Linked DNA regions of Homo sapiens: region 1 is linked to region 2. Evidence: read pairs that join two places in POLR2A ChIA-PET (ENCODE). Cell type or tissue: CD4-positive, alpha-beta T cell. All regions are shown on one strand. Each heading gives the region's core, and the rest is flanking DNA. Links, peaks and the distances in the headings are about the cores only. Region 1 has its middle 16 kb from the start of ZNF846. Region 2 overlaps OLFM2 (olfactomedin 2).

Region 1 (2,917 bases), core at 327-2,826, 110 kb before region 2:
CGCCCTTGTGAATGTACTTTGTAACATCCTCCCCGCCCTTGTGAATGCACTTTGTAACATTCCTCCCTGCCTTTGGGACAAGACATCCTCCCCGCCCTTGTGAATGTACTTTGTAACATCCTCCCCACTCTTGAGAATGTACTTCATAACATCCATCCCCTGCCCACAAAAAAAGTCGCTCCTAACTCCACCGCCTATCCCAAACCTATAAGACCAATGATAATCCCACCATCTTCACTGACTCCTTTCTCAAACTCAGCCCACTTGTACCCTAGTGAATAAACAGCCTTGTTGCTCACACTAAGCCTGCTCAGGTGGTCTCTTATATGGATGCATGTAACATTACTGTAAAATGAGATCTTGCGGGGTGCAGTGGCTCATGCCTGTAATCCCAGCACTTCGGAGGCCGAGGTGGGTGGATCACCTCCCAAAGTGCTGGGATTACATGCATGAGTCACCATGACCAGCCAGGTATTTCTTTATAACAACTCAAGAACAGACTAATACACGTGACTATTTCCAGACTATTTTGTACCAATAGTCTAGTTGTCTGTGTACAATGCAACAGCATCTTAATTACTATAGTTTTAATCTTGATATTCATTAGGGCAAGTTCTTCCACCTTTTTTATCAGCTGGGTCTTGATTATCCTTGCCTATTGTTCTTCCATATACCTTTTAGAAACAGTATTTCAAGGGCGGGTGTGGTGGCTCACGTCCATAATCCCAGCACTTTGGGAGGCCAAGGTGGGTGGATCACCTGAAGTCAGGAGTTTGACACCAGCCTGGACAACATGATGAAACTTCGTCTCTACAAAAAAAAAAAATACACAAAATTAGCTGAGCTTGGTGGTGCATGCCTGTGATCCCAGCTACTCGGGAGGCTGAAGCAGGAGAATCACTTGAACCTGGGAGGTGGAGGTTGCAGTGAGTGGAGATTGTTCCACTGCATTCCAGCCTGGGGAACAAAGTGAGACTTCATCCCAAAAAAAAAAAAAAAAAAAAATTCTTATTGCTTCTTTCAGTGATTTCCCTTTTTTTTTTTTCTATTCTCTCATTCTAGAATGCCTTGTAGCTGGATATTGAAGCTTTTTGCTTATCTCATACATTATTTAATTTACATCCTTTCCAGCACTTTTCTTTTTAGGCTGAATTCTGTGAAACATTCCTTGGCTTAGTCTTTGAGATCTTTCTTCTTTTTGAATTTGAGTAGTTACTGCTATGAGTTGCCTTCTTTTCACTACTTTCACTGTATCTGTCCATTCAGGCTGCTATAACAAAATACCATAGACTGGTGGTTAATAAACAACATAAATTTATTTCTCCGAGTTCTGGAGATTAGGTCAAAGCTCAAGGTACAGTCAGATTCAGTGTCAGATGAGGGCCCTTTTCCTGGTTCACAGAGAGCCATCTTCTTGAAGTAACCAAATACAGTAGAAGTGGCATGAAATATCTTTGGGGTGTCTTCCATGAGGGGGGTAATCCCATTCTGCAGAGCCCTCATGACTTCATCATGTCCCAAAATTCCCAGCTCCTAATACAATCACTTTGGGAGTTAAGATGTCAACATACGCAAGTTGAGGAGACAAAATTTATTTATTTATTTATTTATTTATTTATTTATTTATTTATTTATTTTTGACATGGAGTCTCACTCTGTCACCCAGGCTGGAATGCAGTGGTGTGATCTTGGCTCACTGCAAGCTCTGCCTCCCAGGTTCACACCATTCTCCTGCCTCAGCCTCCTGGATAACTGGGACTACAGGCACCCAGCACCACACTGGGCTGATTTTTTTTTTTTTTTTAAGTAGAGACAGGGTTTCACCACCTTAGCCAGGATGGTCTCAATCTCCTGACCTTGTGATCCACCCACCTTGGCCTCCCAAAGTGCTGGGATTACAGGTGTGAGCCACCGTGCCCAGCCTAGGAGACAAAATTTAGACTACAGCAACATCTCATAAATTTTGGTATGCCATGTCTTTGTTTTCATTTGTCTCAAGATGTTTTCTAATTTACCTTGTGAATTCTTGCTTCACCCATTGATAGATCAGGAGTGTGTTGCTTACAATAAAATGTATTTGTGAATTTTCCAGTTTTCCTTGTTTTTCATTTCTTGTTTCATTCTATGTGACTTGAAATGGTACTTTGTGTTTCAGTCTTTTACATTTCATTAAGATTTGTTTTGTGGCCTAACACATGGTTTCTCCTGGAAACTATTCCACATATGCTTGAGAAAAATGTGTTCTCTTCTGTTGTGGGGTGGGTTGTGCCAACTGTTATATAGTACTTGTCCTGTTTCCTTCTTGATATTATCGTGGCTGTTCTACCTATTAAATTGAAAGTGGTATAATGAGGTCTCCAATTGTTATGCAGAATTGTCTATTTTTCCCTTTAATTTTGCCAATATTTACTTCATGTATTTTAAGCTCTGATGTTTGATACATATAATTTTTTTATCTTCTTGATGAATTTTACCTTCTATCAGTATATACTCTCATTCACTCTCTCTTCTATCAGTTTTTTACTTCAAGTTTACTTTGTCTGATATTAATATATCCAGGCAAATTCTCTTTAGGTTACTATTTACATGGAATGATCTTTTTCCATTATTTAACTTTCAACCTTTTTTGTCTTTAGATCTAAAGCGAAGGATGGCCAGGCGTGATGGCTCATGCCTGTAATCCTAGCACTTTGGGAGGCTGAGGTGAGCAGATCACCTGAAGTCAGGAGTTTGAGACAGCCTGGTCAACATGGCAAAACCCTGTCTCTACTAATACTACAAAAATTAGCTGGGCATGGTGGTGGGTGCCTGTAATCCTATCTACTCAGGAGGCTGAGGCAGAGAGAATTTCTGGAAGCCAGGAGGTGAAGGTTGCAGTGAGCCGGGATCTTGCCATTGCACTCCAGCCTGGGCGACA
Region 2 (2,917 bases), core at 172-2,671:
CTTTGTTTCCCAAGCCATACTCCTTCCAACACTGGTAATCTTACCAGGTGTGCTGGGAAAAGGATGCTCTGTGGTCAAATAAATGTGTGTCACTGGGTGAAACAAGTTTTGTTACTGCAGGACTTATCAGAGGCTTAGAAATGCAAATAAGTACCAGGGAACTCTAGACACAAATCATAAACTTCCAAACTGATTAGAAGACACCCCTGAGGCAGGTGGATCACCTGAGGTCAGGAGTTTTGAGAACAGCCTGGCCAACATGGCAAAGCCCCATCTCTACTAAAAATACAAAAATTAGCCAAGTATGGTGGCGGGCACCTGTAATCTCAGCTACATGGGAGGCTGAGGCAGGAGAATGGCTTGAACTTGGGAGGCGGAGGTTGCAGTGAGCTGAGACTGCGCCACTGCGCTCCAGCCTGGGCGACAGAGCAAGACTCCGTCTCAAAGAAAAAAAAAAAAAAAAAAAAAGAAGATATCCATGAGAGTCTCTTCTGTCCCAGGCATAGGGTCTGGGATAGGATCAAGGAAGAGAAGGAATGAAGAAAACATCTGGTGGTTGTCCATGGAGCTACTAGGAGAGACGGACATCAACCACTTAATGCCAGTGATACTTCTAGAACCACATGCTGCAGTGAGTGCTTTGAAGAAGTAGTGCAGGGAGTAACAGGGGGTCTTCCCTCAGGCTGAGGGTCTCTGAGGAGGTATCCAAGAGAATGGGCTCTTGAGATGAACTTGAGGGACGAGTGAGACAGAAGAAAAGGAGAAGGCAGGGGACATTTCTATCATTACAAATCCTGATCAATGTCTGGAGGGACCCAGGAATGGTGGCTCACGCCTGTAATCCCAGAATTTCAAGAGGCTGAAGGGGGCGGATCACTGAAGGTCAGGAGTTTAAGGCCACCCTGGGCAACATAACAAGACCTCATCTATACTAAAAATTAAAAAAAAAAAAAAATTAGCTGGATGTAGTGGCATGCACCTGTGGTCCCAGCTACTCACAAGGCTGAGGCAGGAGGATTGCTTGGGTACAGGAAGTTGAGGCTGCAATGAGCTATGGCTGTGCCACTGCACTCCAGCCTGGGTGACAGAGTGAGACCCCATCTCTTAAAAAAAACAGGCCAGACGCGGTGGCTCACACCTGTAATCCTAGCACTTTGGGAAGTGGAGGCAGGTGGATCACCTGAGGTCAGGAGTTCCAGACCAGCTTAGCCAACATGGTAAAACCCCGTCTCTACTAAAAATACAAAAATTAGCCGGGCATGGTGATGTGCGCCTATAATCCCAGCTACTTGGGAGCCTGAGGCAGGAGAATCGCTTGAACCTGGCGGGGTGGGGGCAGCGAGCCGAGGTTGCAGTGAGCCGAGATCACACCACTTTACTCCAGCCTGGGCAAAAGAGTGAAACTCTGTCTCAAAAAAAAAAAAAAGGATGTGGGGGGACGTGAGGGTTGTGGGGTGACTGGCTTGGGCTTGCACACGTAGGCGTCGTTTGTTCAAAACCTGAAGTCTTTGTTCAAGACCTGAAGGAAGTGAGGGAGGAGCCATTTGGATGTCTGGGGAAGGGGTTCCAGGCAGAGAGAACAGCAAGTAGAAAGGCTGAGGCAGGACCATGCCTGGTGTGTTTGTGAAACAAGGAGGAGGCCCATGTGGCTGGAGCAGATTGAGTAAGGGGTAAGTGGAGGCAGATGAGAGAAGGGAGGTGATGGGGCAAGGCCTTGTGGGAAGCAGTGAGGGCTCTGGGTTCTGCCCTGAGGAAGGTGGGAGCCATGGAGGGTTCTGTGCAGAGGCGAGACGTGACCTTACTTGGGTGTTCACAGTGACCTCTGGCTGCTCTAGGGAACGAGGGAGGGAGGCCAGGGCAGGGGTGACTGCACAGATCCAGACAGGTGATGATGGGTGGTGGCCATAGAGGCGGTAAATGGAAGATTCTGGTCCTATTCCAGGATGCATTCTGACAGGCATGGAAGAAATTCTGATTAAAAAAACCCCAGTGTTTTACAGAGAAACAAAGCACCACAATCATTGATCATTTGCACAGCCATTACTAGATCTCCCAGCAGAATCGGTGCCGTGAGCTGCAGCACAGATAAACCAAGCTGTGAATTATGAGCGATCCCGGGGACTCCAACTATTAGCCCACCTTTTTCTCTCCCACTCAATCGAGTCTTTTTTTTTTTAAGGCTTATTGGAATATGAGCAAATGATATAATTGTACAAATTATACAGATGAGCTTGACTCCCCCACTAATCTATAAGGAAAACAAACCATTCATAAACGCCAGCTGAAACTATTACAGTCAGTCATTCTTCGAGCCTTTGTACACCCTTCCTAAATGGGGGGAACCCCCTCTTTGTAAGTTGCACATCCTCAGCCCTGGCAGCGGAGCACAGTAACTCACTTTCTCCGCCTTCCTTGTACTCAGGTAGGAGCTGGGTGGAGCTAACATTCACTGCAGGTGTGCCCAGGATTGGCCACAGCCAAGAGCTTTCTCTGGTGGTCATATCCCACCCTGCCCTTGCATGGGGCCAGCAGAAAATACACCCAGCAATCCTCAGAGATGACCTACAGGCATTCGTGATTAATACCACCCCTCTTGCCTCTCCAGTGGGAAAGAACTCGAAGGTGTATGTTCATGAAATCTTCCAGGGCAACCCATTAGATTTACACCTCAGTTGTCCACAGCAGCAACCTGCTCATTACTTCTCTTTTATTTATTCGTTTATTTTATTATTTTTCATTTTTGAGACAGACTCTCGCTGTGTCTCCCAGGCTGGAGGGCAGTGGTGCGATCTTGGCTCACTGCAACCTCCACCTCCTGGGTTCAAGCGATTTTCATGCCTCAGCCTCCCGAGTAGCTAGGATTACAATCACCCACCTCCATGCCTGGCTAATTTTTGTATTTTTAGTAGAGATAGGG

What was found. Peaks named below come from ENCODE experiments on the same cell type or tissue, not always from the same donor. Only the 100,000 strongest peaks of a DNase experiment are listed, where the experiment ranks them.
Region 1: POLR2A ChIA-PET joins it to region 2 with 5 read pairs; 2 of 35 experiments call an interaction of 5 or more read pairs at or near these places.

What each region holds. Positions count from the first base shown.
Region 1 is chr19:9,751,631-9,754,547 of GRCh38, forward strand. It overlaps a transcript of ZNF846 not described here. Among named protein-coding and RNA genes, the nearest start is that of ZNF846, 16 kb to the right of the region's middle. In CD4-positive, alpha-beta T cell, for the core only: no CTCF peak of the experiment used is centred there; no DNase peak of the experiment used is centred there.
Region 2 is chr19:9,861,577-9,864,493 of GRCh38, forward strand. The region is part of intron 1 of OLFM2 (olfactomedin 2); the gene reads right to left. Among named protein-coding and RNA genes, the nearest start is that of PIN1, 28 kb to the left of the region's middle. In CD4-positive, alpha-beta T cell, for the core only: no CTCF peak of the experiment used is centred there; DNase peaks (open chromatin) are centred at 1,495 and 2,375; H3K4me3 peaks cover 878 bases; H3K27ac peaks cover 1,629 bases.